Regions from separate parts of the Homo sapiens genome. Here region 2 is linked to region 1. Evidence: chromatin contacts called from ENCODE Hi-C or POLR2A ChIA-PET data. All regions are on one chromosome and are shown on one strand. Each heading gives the region's core, a stretch centred on a gene start or an enhancer-like site at or near the end of the contact. The rest is flanking DNA. Distances are from core to core; before and after follow the strand shown.

Evidence for each region. A loop is a pair of places that touch in the nucleus more often than their neighbours do. ChIA-PET counts read pairs that join two places held with the same protein, here RNA polymerase II (POLR2A). Pooled maps may share reads with other maps.
Region 2: a pooled map shows a loop between it and region 1 (17-fold over the local background). The contact joins the promoter of CHFR here to the promoter of FBRSL1 in region 1. A Hi-C loop is called at or near these places in 1 of 37 single-sample maps with no recorded cell type and 7 of 50 pooled maps. POLR2A ChIA-PET finds 5 or more read pairs at or near these places in 1 of 52 experiments (activated CD4-positive, alpha-beta T cell).

What each region holds. Positions count from the first base shown.
Region 1 is chr12:132,487,362-132,494,961 of GRCh38, forward strand. It overlaps FBRSL1 (fibrosin like 1), which reads left to right and starts at 2,790. Exons shown (of 19, transcript NM_001367871.1): 1 at 2,790-3,500. The coding sequence starts at 3,210. RefSeq lists enhancers at 1,751-1,880, 3,878-4,441, 5,155-5,224 and silencers at 2,071-2,140, 2,271-2,720.
Region 2 is chr12:132,883,068-132,890,667 of GRCh38, forward strand. It overlaps CHFR (checkpoint with forkhead and ring finger domains), which reads right to left and starts at 4,538. Exons shown (of 18, transcript NM_001161346.2): 1 at 4,480-4,538; 2 at 4,129-4,273. The coding sequence starts at 4,261. CHFR-DT (CHFR divergent transcript) reads left to right here and starts at 4,775. Exons shown (of 2, transcript NR_110919.1): 1 at 4,775-4,865; 2 at 5,053-5,504. RefSeq lists a silencer at 4,395-4,514 and enhancers at 4,585-4,994, 5,331-6,133, 6,134-6,934.

The DNA of each region.
Region 1 (7,600 bases), core at 1,540-4,039:
TCACTGTGATGCGTGCTCCCGGAGACACACAGCCCGGTCCGCAAGCAGGCAAGTACGCATCTGTCAGAAACCACCCCCAGAACCACCCCCAGAACCACCATCCCTCCCAAGGGCTTCCCATCCAGCACGTAGCCCAGCTGCTTTCTTCTGTAAGAGAAGGTTCCCAAAGCAAGCCCTCCCTGGGGAGCACCTGAGCCCAGAACTCCAGAGACGGCGGCTGGTCCCTGGGGAGCACCTGAGCCCAGAACTCCAGCATCGGCGGCTGGTCCCTGGGGAGCACTTGAGCCCAGAACTCCAGAGATGGCGGCTGGTCCCTGGTTGGCCATCTGGACACCTGGAAATGGATCAAAGGAGAGAAGGCACCTGGGGACGCCTTCCCCAGGACAGCCAGGGAAACCCGGGGGGGAGCCCAAAAAGGAAGCCCCTGAGGAGGTCTACAGAGCCCCTGCCCTTCACTGGGGTCACACATCTGAACATCTTCGGAGATCAGATAAACAAACAGTGTATGTCTATAATCAGAAACTTCAGGCTGGGCACAGTGGTTCACGCCTGTAATCCCAGCACTTTGGAAAGCTGAGGCGGGTAGATCACCTGAGGTCAGGAGTTCGAGACTAGCTTGGCCAACATGGCGAAACCCCATCTCTACTAAAAATACAAAACATTAGTCAGACATGGTGGCATAGGCCTGTAGTCCTGGGTACTCGGGAGGCTGAGACAAGAGAATGGCTTGAACCCGGGAGACGGAGGCTGCAGTGAGCCAAGATCACGCCACTGCACTCCAGTCTGGGTGACAAAGTGAGATCTGTCTCAAAAAAAAAAAAAGAAAAAGAAAAAGAGAAAGAAACTTCAAATCCAAAACCTCAGACCTTCCCAAGCAATTCTTCTGGGGGGGAGGGGGTGCCCACAGGATGCCCCTTGCAGTCTGACTGACCTCTGGGCCCAGCCTAGGGTGGGATGGCCTCTGGGAGCCTCGGGGAACAGGTGAGGACTCCCAGGCTACTTGGGAAGAGGCCTGTATTTAAACAAGAGCCTCAAATGCCACCTGGGTGACCCTCGCCCACATTTCCTGGCCTTCTGTCCAGGGAGGGGAATTCGGGAGCAGGCGTGCATGGAGAAACTACTCGGGGTCCGTTTCTGTCTTCCTAATGAGGCTTTTAAAAATCAAAAGGGAGGATGCTGGAGGGTGAAACCACGGTTTAACAAAACCCGGAATGGGAAGAGGGGGAGGGGGACCCTGCCCCCACCCTGGGGAGGCTTTGACAGGGAACCAGAGAGCGGGCTGGGTGGACTGGAGGAGGCTGGGTGAACAGGAAGTCCCCCCACCCCAGTGAGCTACTTTCCCAACTGCCTCAGCCCAGCAAACAGCCAGTGGTGCCTGGACCACACCCTTCCTGCCCTGCACAAGAGGCCGCCAGTAGGCTCTCCCAGAGGCAGGGTAAAGTGGACCCCGCAGAGTGGGCGAGGACCCGTTCCCACTAAGGGCAACCGAGGGCAGGGTCCCACCACTGTCTTGGGCACCCTCCCCTCCGCCCTCCAGCAAACCACCATTCTTCTCCGAGGGCCTGTGCAGGGGTGTAGCCCCGACCTGAAACAGGGTGCCCATGACTGCTGGGGCTCGGAGTCGTCACTCCTCGGGGAGGCCCTCTGGACCACCCAATGCCCACTCTCTGTGACACCTCCCCGTTCGATTTTCTTCAGATTATCCTTGGCTGATATTCTATTTGGCCCTGTGTTCAGGGTCTCTCTCCCACTTCTAAGAGGGTAGTCTATCTCAGCCGCTGCGGGGTCACCAACAGAGCCTGGACACAGGAGGCATCTGGCAAATACGCGCTGCATGAATCAATGACTCCAGTGCCCACGCGCAAGGGGCCCCTGGGCTCAGAAAACCCCACCAGGCGGGCCCCTCCGAGCTCGGCCTGTCCTGGGGGTGGAGGAGGAAGTTCGCCCCGCGCCTGCCTCGCAACCGCAGCCGCCTCCGTGCGCTTCCTGCCCGCGCCGCCCTCCACACTGCGCTCCGTGTCTGGCAGCAGCCCCCGCCTCGCTGGGCGCGTTCCCGGGGGTCTCGGTGGCGGGAGCCGCCTTCTTGTGGGACTTGGGGGCACGTGGCGCGGGGCGGGGACGCGGACAGACCCCTCCCGCATCCTAGGAGGCCTGGGAGGGTCCGCGGGGACGCGGGGAGGGGGCACCGCCTGGCCGAGGACCCTCCCCCGGTCCTCCCCGCCCCTTCCCCGTCCCTTCCACGCTCGCCGAGGGCAGGACTTCGGTTCCGCGAGACCGGAGGCCCCTCGTCCTCCTCGGAAGCCGCCCGCGGCCGGGGACCCCAGTCCCGCAGAGGAGGGCGGCGCTGCCCCCGCCTCCCGCTTGGAGAGCGCCGCCCGCAGGTGCCCACGGAGGGGCCGCGGCATCCCAGCGCCCTCCCAGGAAGGAGCCGAGCGGATCACCGCCGGCTGCAGCGGAGGTCGGGGCGCCGGGGAGGGGCGCGGCTAGGGGGCGAGGTCGAAGGGCGGGCACCTGCGGGTGGGGCGGGGCCTGAATTAGCGGGAGCGCCCGGGAGGGGCGGGGCCGGGGCCTGCGTGAGCGGGTCGGGGAGGGGGCGGAGCCTGCGGGGGGCGGGGCCTGCGTGAATGGGGCGGGGAGGGGCCGGAGCCTTGTGAGCGGGGCGGGCCGCGTGTGCGGGGTGGGGGCGGAGCCTTATGAGCGGGGCGGGGCAGGGGCGTGGTCGGGGCGGGGCGCGCGGGCGCCCGCGGCGGCCCTCACTTCCTCTGGCGAGCGCAGCCGGGCGGAAGTGCGTCAGTTGTTATCTGTTCGGGGCGCCGCCGCCGCCTCACGAGCCCGGTGCCCAGGAGCCCGGCCGCCTCCCGCCTGCCGCCTGCCGCGCCCGCCCGGCCCCGCCCGCTCGGCCCGATCGCCGCGCCGCGCGCATGGGGCGCGCCCCCGGGGGGGCGGCCGAGGGCCGCTGAGCGCCGGGCCCGCCCCCGCCGATGCGCCCAGCCGCCCGCGCCGGGGGTCCCAGGCCGCGCCGGGCCCGGGGCTGAGCCGCCCCCCGCGCCCGGCATGCCCGGCCCGGCCCGCCGCCCGCCGCCGCCCAGGGCCCGAGCCCGCGCGGCGCACACTCAGCCCGGCGGCGCCGCGTAGCCGAGGGAGCCCGCCTGCTGCGAGCCAGGCGCGGGGCGTCAAGGTCACCGGCCCGACGGGGCGCACGCGCGGCCATGGAGGCCAAGGTCCGCCCGAGCCGGCGCTCGCGCGCGCAGCGGGACCGTGGCCGGCGCCGGGAGGCCGCCCGCGACGCCCGCGCCCAGAGTCCGTCGTCGGGCGACGAGCCCGAGCCCAGCCCCGGCAAGGAGAACGCGGGCCTCCGCGGCGCGCCCCCCCGAGGCGCCGCCCCCGCGCCCCGCACCGCGCGTCCCCCGCGCCGCCGCCGCCGCGAGTCCAGCTCGCAGGAGGAGGAGGTCATCGACGGCTTCGCCATCGCCAGCTTCAGCACCCTGGAGGCCCTGGAGGTAGGTGGACGGGTGCGGCTTCGCAGGCGTTGAGGCGAGAACGGGGCCCGGAGTTGACGCGTCGGGCGATCCCGGGACCCCTGGGCTTGCGACCGCCCGCGCCGTGGGCAGCCCTGAGGGAAGCCCCGGCCACTTGGTACCCGTTCCAGGGACCCTGGGTGCCCACCGCTCGCCCAGACCGTCGCATCTGGAAGACCCAGCAGCGTCGGGTGGGTTTGGGGACGTTTTAAGTTGCAGAGGCAAAAAAATCTACGCTTCGAAATTGGGGGCTGTCTGACAGCACCGTCGGCCTTTTATCAGTTGTGTTTCTGTGGCCAGCATATCGCTCTGCCTGGTTCAGGACGTGCTAGGGAGCAGTGCTGGATCTTAGGGAGGTGGTGATAAAATGGATACTCCGCGGGCCATCCCGTTCCCTCCTCCCTTCGAGGGCTCTGCTGAGAAGGGGAGAAGGAGGGTTAATCTCAAGACCCCTCTTGGTGACTGCTGCCTGCTGCATGGTTAATAGATTGGCCAAAAATATTGCTTGTCTGGCTGACGGACAGTATTTGCTGAGCAAATACTGCTCCTCTTACATGAACTCAGCTGAGCAGAGAAGGAAATTAAATGCTGTCTGAGAGTTGGGGCAGGCGCTGTCTCCCCAGGACTGGCATGGGCAGGAATGCTAGCAAGTTGCCCTGCACCAGGGCCGAGACCCGCCCAGCGAGGTGTGCCCCGTGCAGCACTTACTTTGGGGGACCCTCATCTGCTGGACTTTGACTCCCAGAATCACCCCATTTCCAACCCCTCTCACTTTTCCAGGGGCTTGGGAGCCCATGGCCTGGGATCCCCCAGTCTCAGAAGCTGAGCTTTGGGAAAAGGGGAGATGCCTACTGCAGGCCCCTGAAGCAGCAAGTCCTCTTCAAGTTCTCATCCAAACTCTGGGGACTGTAGAGAGCCTTGGGTCAGGGCCGGTGGCCAGGGAAGTGGCCCCAGAACAGGTGCCGCATCGTGTCCCGAGTGCACAGTCAGAGCTGGGGCTTCGTGTCCCAAGTGCACGGACAGAGCTGGGGCTCCTGTGGGCCCAGGACGGGGTGGGTGGTGGCCAGGCTCATCACACAGGCTGGCCATCCTCTGTCCTGCACATTATTAGATGGCTCCAGGGCTGGCACACGCCATTGCTCTGTGCTGGGACGGGATGGCCCTGGGGCTGTCTTCTGCCCTCTCAGTGGTGATAATGACACAGACTGTACGTGTACTGAGCAATACTGCAAGCCAGGCCCTGCGCTCGGCTCCTGCACTGCAGCTGAGACCACGAGGATGCCCACTTTCCAGAGCTGTCGCCACCCACCTGCACCTCCTGGGTCCCTAACCGCGGCTTCCTCACTGCTCCGAGCGGGTCAGCCCTTGTACCCTGCCGTTCTCTGTCTGCTTTATGTTTGGTGCCATTGTGTCTTTGCAAAAACGTCACCTCAGACTCCTCTGAAGTGGTGCCCCCCACCCCCGTCGACGTTGCCCACCTTCTTTTTGTCATCCCCACTCTGCAAAGCTGTTTTAGAATGTCTTTGCTCTCCATTTTCGTCTCCCACAAGAACTTGTAAGCTGAAAGAGAGCAGACACTGTGCTGTCCTGTGTGTCTCCTATGGGGTCTGGTGCCGGGAAGAGCTCGATGTGTAGAAAGTGCCCCAGATGCGTGTGTCAGGAATCTGAGTGAGGAGATGAACTGTACTCAGGAGATCCAGGGCCAATCCCAGGCCCACGTGTTTTGCCCGCAGCGGCTCTGACTGGCTGTCCACCTGCTCTGGCAGGGTCACGTGCCCCCAGCCTGCAGGCAGTGGGTTCAGTGGGTTTTGGTGACTTCGGCTTAGACCAGCTGGCCCCTCAGGTCATAGTGAGACAAGTCTGCTGCTGCGTGGCGTTAACACAGCCACAGCACCCCAGGGTGGTTTCATGTCCCTTCCTCTGCCCTTCGGAGCCTGCCTGGGAAAGTACGGGGCTTCTGCACAAGTCATAACCTCGTGATCATCCCATACGTGTCTCTTGGTTGTCTACATTTTTTGCCAAAGTATGGTGGTTTTTCCCCAAAGTTCAGATAATTCATAATTATATCAATAGTAGTGACTGGTTCAGTAAGCATTCTCTCCATCAGGCAGTGTTCTGAGCTGCCTTTCACAGACATCAACTCATTTACTCCTCAAATGACCCACGAGGAGGGCTGGATGCCCCCATTCCACAGATGGGGACCTTGAGGCTCCCCATTGAGGCAGAGCAAGAGCAAGGAGCACTGGGTGCCACGCCTGTCCGGCCTTAGAGTGAGCGGGCGCTGCCCTGCGAGGCCACCCACACGGGACACCGAGGGAGATGTGGCCACCAGGACCCAGCCCAGAGGCACAGCCTGCCCTTGGCTCTGCCGCCTTTGCTCACAGTCCCTCTGCCCCCACCCGCGTCTTGAGGGCTCTTCCTACTCTGGGATGCTGGAGGATGGGACGCTCAGGAGTTGGAGGAAGCCCTTGTAACCCCAGAGGCTGGCTTGTGCCCGCGGGACACTGCAGTGGTATAAACAACCAAACACAGGTGTAGACTTGCCGGGGAGGTGCAGCCTGCCTGCAGGAGTCCTGTTACCTCACCCCAGACCCCACACACACTGGGACCAACTCTCGGCCCCAGCCCTGGCCCCTGGGGCAGACCCCCACTCGCAGCCCCTTCTGACCCCAGGCAGACCACCCTCTCCGCCTGTCTGAACAGGCACCCCTTGCCCTGTGCCCGGGGCAGGTCTCTGTACCTGTTTTGTGCCCCCGGCAGGTCCCTGCCCCTTTTCTGTGCCCTGGATGGGACACACAGGCTGTTCTGTGCCCGGGGCAGGCCCCCGCCCCCTTTGTGTACCCTGGGTGGGACACATAGGCCGTTCTGTGCCCGGGGCAGGCCCCCAGCATCTGCACATTTATATGTGCTCCTGTAGGGGAGGAGGAGTCCCCGCTTGTCCTGGGCCTGTGTGTGCTGTGAACACAGCAGGCACTCCCTAAATGGTGGTGGTGGTGGTTGTGGGCTGAGGAGGGCCAGGGTCTGGCCTGGCTCAGGGTGTGCCTGCAGCCCTGGAGACAGCATTAATGATTAACTGCCCATAGAGATGGGAGCCCTGTGGCAGGGCTGAGGACCTGCAGAGGGGCGTGCTGGGCTGGGTGTGCTGGGGTGGGTGGGGCGGCGCGGCAGACCTGAGCCAGCCCCCGCTTGACTTTCTACTCTGTAACCAGGGGCCGTGGTATGTGGGGACAGGAGGCCTGAGGAAGCCCCGCTGGCCTCTCCCCTGCTCTTGTTCTGACCGGGAACTCTGGGTGCTTGGGAACGTGGCTCTTGCTGTCCCTTTTGTTTCCTGTGACAACTCTGTCCCCTGGTTGTACTGACCAGAGGACACTGGAAGCCCCCTACCCCTGGAGCAGTGCTGTGGCCATACGTGCCTGGTCAGTGCTGCTGTTCTCTGCCTGGGGTCCTCCCAAGAAGACTGGGGTCTGAGAGGTGTATCCAGGGCTGTGTCAGACCCCATCTTCCCACATAGCAAAGGCCATCCTTATCTGGCCTCAGGCCACAGAACAGGTTGTGCCGGTCCCTGTGTCTCCTGGGAGATAGGCCAGGCCTGCTTAGCCCAGTGGGCTGCACCGCCCACTCCCACATGCTGGCCGCTCGGCCCCAGTGACGCTGGCCATGGTGCTCTGGGCTGCGCCTGGGCCACAGGGAGGTGGCAGGGTGCCCAGGAGCACATTGGCCACTAGCTCCAGGCGGACACCACCATTCTGGTTTGGTGTCTGTGATTTTTGGTTAATTTGCATTTTTCAAACAGCAAATCACTTTCACCTGGTGACTTTCACTTGGTCCACACGTCAAGCTCCATAAGAAGGTGCGTGCTGAAGCTTGAGCTGTTCCCTGACTGGCACACGGGCCACGCAGAAGGTCCACGTGTGTCCCAGGAATAAAGGCGGAAGGAAAGCACCCAGCCTCCTGGCTCGGTGGCCAGCGGTCTCCTCTAACGCCTGTGCTTCCACATTCTCTGCTCAGCATAAACCACAGGACATGCACCCAAAATGCTGCTGAACCTGCACAGACGGTTGTGCTTAAGAAACCCCAGGCTA
Region 2 (7,600 bases), core at 3,288-5,787, 400 kb after region 1:
GCGCTTGACGCTTGGTGGGTTAAATCTTTCAAGCAGTTGATGTACATTTCTGCCACTCTCTTAGAATAAAGAGCTCTTGGCTGGGCGCGGTGGATCACACCTGTAATCCCAGCACATTGGGAGGCCGAGGCGGGAGGATCACCTGAGGTCAGGACTTAGAGACTAGCCTAGCCAACATGATGAAACCCTGTCTCTACAAAATACAAAAATTAGCCAAGCATGGTGGTGAGTGCCTGTAATCCCAGCTACTCTGGATGCTGAGGAAGGAGAATCACTTGAACCTGGGAGGCGGAGGTTGCAGTGAGCCGAGATCACATCATTGCACTCCAGCCTGAGAAATAGGAGTGAAACTCCGTCTCAAAAAAAAAAAAAAAAAGACTGGGCGCAGTGGCTCACGCCTCTAATCCCAGCACTTTGGGAGGCCGAGGCGGGTGGATCATGAGGTCAGGAGATCAAGACCATCCTGGCTAACATGGTGAAACCCTGTCTCTACTAAAAATACAAAAAAAATTAGCCGGGCATGGTGGCGGGTGCCTGTAGTCCCAGCTACTTGGGAGGTTGAGGCAGGAGAATGGTGTGAACCCAAGAGGCAGAGCTTGCAGTGAGCCGAGATCGTGCCACTGCACTCCAGACTGGATAAAGAGCTCTTTGGGAAAACAAGGTTGTTGCACCCCTTCCTACACGTTACCTAGGCTTTCCCTTTTCCCCCAAATAATGCCTTATAAATGGCAGGCACATCATTGCTTTAAAATAATCAAGTTCTGTCTGGGCGAGGTGGCTCATGGCTGTAATCCCAACGCTTTGGGAGGCCAAGGCAGGTGGATCATTTGATTTGAGGCCAGGAGTTCAAGACCAGCCTGACCAACATGGTAAAACCTCATCTCTACTAAAAATACCAAAAAACTAGCCAGGTGTGGTGGCACACGCCTGAAATCTCAGCTAGTCTGGAGGCTCAGGCAGGAGAATCACTTTAACCTGGAAGATGCAGGTTGTAGTGAGTGAAGATCGCACCACTGCACTCCAGCCTGGGTGACAGAGTAAGACTCCGTCTCAAAAAATAAATATATCAGGCCGGGCACAGTGGCTCACGCCTGTAATCCCAGCACTTTGGGAAGCCGAGGCGGGTGGATCACCTGAGGTCAGGAGTTCAAGACCAGCCTGACGAACATGGAGAAACCCCGTCTCTACTAAAAATACAAAAAGTAGCTGAGCGTGGTAGCACATACTTGTAATCCCAGCTACTCGGGAGGCTGAGGCAGGAGAATTGCTTGAACCCGGGAGGTTGGAGGTTGAGCCAAGAAGGCACCACTGCACTACAGCCTGGGCAATAAGAGCAAAACTCCGTCTCAAAAAAAAAAATACATATATATATATAAAATAAATAAATAAAATAATCAAGTTCTACAACTGTTAGGAACTGAATGTTTGTAACTGAGTGTCTGTACCCCCCTAAAATTCATATATTTAAGTCCTAATCCCCAATGTGACTGTATTTGGAAATGGGGCCTGTGAGCTGATAAATGTTAAATGAGGTCACTAGGTGGGAATCAGATGTCACAGGGCTGGTGCCCTCTTAAGAGGAGGCAGAGAGAGCAAGCAGAGTCCCCCTCTCTGCCATGTGAGGACACAGCAAGAAAGTGGCCACCTGCAAGCCAAGAGAGCCCTCACCAGGAACCCAATCTGCCAACACCTTGATCTTGGACTTCCCAGCCTCCTGAACCATGAAAATAAATTTCTGGCCAGGCACAGTGGCTCACACCTGTAATCCTAGCACTTTGAGAGGCCGAGGCAGACAGATTGCTGGAGCTCAGGAGTTCGAGACCAGCCTGGGCAACACAGTGAAACCCCATCTCTACTAAAATAGAAAAAAATAAGCCAGGTGTGGTGGTACGTGCCTGTAGTCCCAGCTACTCGGGAGGCTGAGGCAGGAGAATCGCTTGAACCTGGAAGAGGGAAGTTGCAGTGAGCCGAGATCATGCCACTGCACTCCAGCCTGGGTGACAGAGCAGGACTCTATCTCAAAAATTAAAAAAATAAAATAAAATAAAAAATAAATTTCTGGCCGGGCGCGATAGCTCACGCCTGTAATCCCAGCACTTTGGGAGGCTGAGGCAGGCAGATCACGAGGTCAGGAGATTGAGACCATCCTGGCTAACATGGTGAAACCCCGTCTCTACTAAAAATACAAAATACCACTGCCAGGCGTGGTGGTGGGCGCCTGTAGTCCCAGCTACTCGGGAGGCTGAGGCAGAAGAATGGCAAGAACCCGGGAGGTGGAGCTTGCAGTGGGCCGAGATCGCGCCACTGCACTCCAGCCTGGGTGATAGAGTGAGACTCTGTCTCAAAAAATATATAAATAAATAAATAAATAAATAAATAAATAAATAAATTTCTGTTGCTTAAGCCACCCAGAATGTAGTATTTTGCTATGGTAGTATGAACAAACTAATACAATAATCTTAAAGTTTTTGCTGGCAACATTATTTATAAATTCACTAAAATCGTTCCTATTAAAAGATAAACTCAACGACATATTTTCTCTCCTTGTCTTAACATGTAATGTCCTACCATGTAATAACATGTATAACATGTTACAATAACAATGGCTAATGCTAAGTGCTAACGCTAAAGTTCCTTCTAAGCAGTCCGTGTATGATCTCATTAACTCCTCAGAGCAAATCTATGAAGTAGGTACATAGGCGCAGAAAGATGTCGTTAGCCCAGAGTAATGTGTTGACAGATTGGAAACCCACATAATTTGTCTCTAGGGCCTCTGCTCTTCACCAAACCTCCTAGTCTATCAAGTAAAGACAAAGGGAAAAATCTTCAAATACTTCCTCTTGTCTTAAAGGGATAATTTTGATATGTTATGATGATATCTAAATACTTTCAAAGTTGTAAAATAAACTTTGACTTGATACTGGAATGTAAGACTACCAAAACACCCCAAAAAACAAAACCAGGTCAGACACAGTGGTTCACACCTGTAATCCCAGCACTTTCGGAGGCCGAAGCAGGTGAATCACTTTAGTTCAGTTGTTCAAGACCAGCCTGGGCAATATGGCGAAAGCTCATCTCTACTAAAAATACAAAAATTAGCCAGGCATGGTGGCGCACGCCTGTAGTCCCAGCTACTCCGAGGCTGAGGCGGGAGAATCACTTGAACCGGGAGGCAGAGGGTGCAGTGAGCTGAGATCACACCACTGCACCCCAGTCTGGGCCACAGAGCAAGACTCTTATCTCAAAAAAACAAACAAAAAAACAAAAAAAACCAGGTGCAAGCACATTATAAGGGGTGAAATTAACCAAAAAAAAAAAAAAAATTGCTTCCAAACAGCAAATATTTCCCATCCTCGCTCCTTTTTAGAGTATAATGTCGGAGCTAATTCATTAATTTTCAGACAAACTAAACATTTTTGTTGACAGGACCAGCGCATTTCTCTCCCCATACAAAGGCTTCAGAGGAAATCAAACAACCAGATGGTCACTTGGGAGACTGGAGGCAGTGAATGTGGAGGCTGAGGGAACTTTCTCTCACCCGTTGTATGACTTTGTTCAAGTTTTTAGCTTTCCAGGTTTATTAAATAAATAAATATTCTAGGGGCTGGGACTTGAGATCTTTTTTAATATAAGCACTACAGCTATAAATTTCCCTCTGAGTACTGCCTTGGCTGCATCCTAAATACCTTTTGGTGTATTCTATTTTTGTTTCATTTGTCTCAAAACAAGGTCCCCGTTGTAAAGACTTATTTGACCCACCGGTTGCTTTAAGAGTGTGGTGTTTCATGTCCACATATCTGTGAATTTTCCACTTTTCCTTCTATTATTTTTAATTTCGTTCCATTACAGTCAGAAAAGATACTCTGTACGGCAACGAACGTGACAATATTGCATTCTGGAGAGTATATGAACACAACTAACTTATACAGTTGTAACGAAGGCTAAATGATGTGCGTGAATCATGCGCAAGAATCGGTGGGCAGAACACCGAATAAATACCAGTTCTTACATGACATTTCACTCCACGGAAAAATCTGGAGCGCACACTGCACCGCCGCCCGTGTGGCCTGCCCGCAACCCGGTGGCTCTGCCCGGCCCCGGCCCCCGGCCCCGGCCTCAGCCCCGCACCTCGTCTCCGCCCGATGGTCCACTCCCGCTTCCTCAGGAGGACGTGCGGCTCGCCCTCCTCCGCGCCCAGACGCAGGAGCCGTCCCCAGGGCTGCGGCGGCGGCGACTGCTTGCCTTCCTCGGGCCGCTCCATCGGGATTCACATCTGCGGAGACCCCGGAAACGCCCATGGAGACTCCCGACCCCAGAGGCCGAGACTCGGCGCCCGCCCCACCCCGCGGGCCCCGGCCCGGCCGCCCGCGCCCACGCAGCCCCGCAGCCCGGCCTGGACGCCGGCGGGCGCCCCCTCCCACGGCCGCAACCAGGTCCCCCTTCGCCGCCCGCCGCAGCCCCCTCGCCAGCCGCGCTTACCCCCGCCCCGCGCCGAACCCGGAACCGGCTGCGCCGCCGCCGCTGTCAAGAGACATTGCGGCTCCCTCAGCTGATCCGCGGGGCGGGGCCAGAGGCCTCTGCGCCCCGCGATTGGCTGGCGGCGGCGCTCACCAAGAGCGGCAGCTAAAGCGGAGCCGGGAGTGGCCCGCGAGAGTAGGCGCGTGGAGGGCGCTCGGCCATCTTTGATCCTGACCAGGCGACTTCGTCGCCTGCGGATCACGGAAGTGGCTGCGGTCGGCGCCATGTTATGTTGGGGCAGAAGGGACGGGGAACTTCCGGATTGGAAGCCCCAAGGATTCTGAGAGCCCCGCTAATCTGGGGATGACTCCTAGGAGTAGAAGACGGTCCATCTTAGTTGTCACGAGGTAGTGCACGTGGGGACCCTTTCGGGTACAGTTGCACACAGTGGATCACACAGATCCGAAGTCTGAGGCACAGGGCGCGGTCCGCGAGTGGGAGCGGCTGCTTGTGGGCAGGGTGGACGCGGGGCCACGTCTTGGCCGGCGTTTTGCGGGGTCTTCCTGTTCTGAACGCGCGTAACTTTTGCCTCAGTATCTCACTTCTTGGAATCCGGCGGCGTTCACGTGTGTGCTCCAGAGAAGGGCGCCAGAGGGTATTCCCTGAAAGTGAAAGGTCGGCGAAAGAGGAGTAAAGACGGCGAGACGCGTCCACGCAGGGGGAGTCTGTGCGGTTTGGAGGAACGCGCCAATGTCTGCACTCATGAGGAGCCCCCAAGGGCGGTTTTAAGAGGGTGAAGCAGGACCGGGCGCAGTGACTTACGCCTGTAATCTAAGTGCTTTGGAAGGCCTAGGCAGGAGGATCTCGAGCCCAGGAGTTCGAGATTAGCCTGAGACCTCATCGCTACCAAAATAAATAAAGTAGGCATCCATTTGTGTAAAACAAACCATATATACACACATATATACATATATAAACATTTGTATATATAGGTATAGGCATAGTTATCTATACCTTGTAAACCAAAAATAAAATTGTAAGCCTCCCCAACCAACTGAATGAACTGAGTCTCTCAACGCCAAAGTTAATCTGAAAAACCAGTTCAGTCCCTGATGGGAAGCAGGGTTTGGATATGTCCCATTATACTGTCCTCCCTTTGGAATTCAGGTATAACTGACCAGCGTCGACGTTAAAACAGACAACTTAAGGCTGACCAAACGGTCTGTAGCATTAAGATACATCACATGACAAATAGCAGGCCCTGGAAGAAAACGAAGTATTTTACCCTGACATGTATTTATTTAACATAGTTTTACGTAGCCCTGCAAAACTGTCTCCTGGGGGAAATCTACTTTGTAGAGAATCTCCTTCCTTTTCCACATCTTTTCCTGATCCAGGAGAGAATGTAAGACTCTGGCACCTTTTTAACTCTGATAAGAAAAGTTTACCATCTATTCTCTCTGAAGCCTGCTGCCTGGAGCGGCATCTGCATTAGAATGGCCAGAGTGGTGGTGCTCAAGCCTGTAATCCTAGCACTTTGGGAGGCCGAGGTGGGTGGATCGCTTGAGCCCAGGAATTCAGACCATCCTGGGCAACATGGGGAGACCCCGTCTTAGCTGGACATGATGACAGCACATGCCTATAGTCCCAGCTATTCAGGAGGCTGAGGTGGGCAGATTCCTTGAGCCCGGGAGGACAAGGCTGCGGTAAACCACAGTCTGTGCCACTGCAATCCAGCCTGGGCAACAGAGACCCTGTCAAAAAAAAAATAACAAAATAGAAACTTTGTCTCCCTTAGCTTAACCCAGACAATCCTTTCTATTGATTCCAGGTCTTTAGATAATAACAACTCTTTCAACCAAGTGCCAATCAGAAAATCTTTGAATCCATCTATGAACTTTCTCCCTAAAAGGTGTAAAACCGGCTGGGCGCAGTGGCTCACGTCTGTAATCCCAGCAGTTTGGGAGGCTGAGGCAGGTGGATCATGTCAGGCCTCTGAACCTAAGCTAAGCCATCGCATCCCCTGTGACCTGCATGTATATATATGCCTAGATGGCCTGAAGTAACTGAAGAATCACAAAAGAAGTGAAAATGGCCTGTTCCTGCCTTAGCTGATGACATTCCACTACAAAAGAAGTGAAAATGGCCGGTCCTTGCCTTAACTGATGACATTACCTTGTGAAATTCCTTCTCCTGGCTCATCCTGGCTCAAAAAGCTCCCTCATTGAGCACCTTGTGACCCCCACCCCTGCCCACCAGAGAACAACCCCCCTTTGACTGTAATTTTCGTTTACCTACTTAAATCTTATAAAACGGCCCCACTACCCCTATCTGCCCTTTGCTGACTCTCTTTTCGGACTCAGCCCGCCTACACCCAGGTGAGTAAAAAACTTTATTGCTCACACAAAGCCTGTTTGATCGTCTCTTCACATGGACGCGAGTGAAATTTGGTGCCGTGACTCGGATCGGGAGACCTCCCTTGGGAGATCAATCCCCTGTCCTACTCTTTGCTCCGTGAGAAAGATCCACCTACGACCTCAGGTCCTCAGACCAACCAGCCCAAGGAACATCTCACCAATTTTAAATCGGGTAATGGCCTCTTTTCACTCTCTTCTCCCACCTCTCTCACTATCCTTCAACCTCTTTCTCCTTTCAATCTTGGTGCCACACTTTAATCTCTCCCTACTCTTAATTTCAGTTCCTTTCCTTTTCTGGTAGAGACAAAGGAGACGCGTTTTATCCATGAACCCAAAATTCCGGCGCCGGTCATGGACTCGGGAAGACAGTCTTCCCTTGGTGTTTAATCGCGCAGGGACGCCTGCCTGATTATTCACCCACGTTTCAGAGGTGTCTGACCATGCAGGGACGCCTGCCTTGGTCCTTCACCCTTAGTGGCAAGTAATGCTTTTTTGGGGGGCAAGAACCCCCCAACCCCTTCTCTCCGTGTCTCTACCCCTTCTTCACTTTCCTGGGTGGCAAGCACCCCCCACCCCCTTCTCTCCATGTCTCTACCCTCTCTTTTCTCTGGGCTTGCCTCCTTCACTATGGGCAAACTTCCACCCTCCATTCCTCCCTCTTCTCCATTAGCCTGTGTTCTCAAAAACTTAAAACCTCTTCAACTCACACCTGACCTAAAACCTAA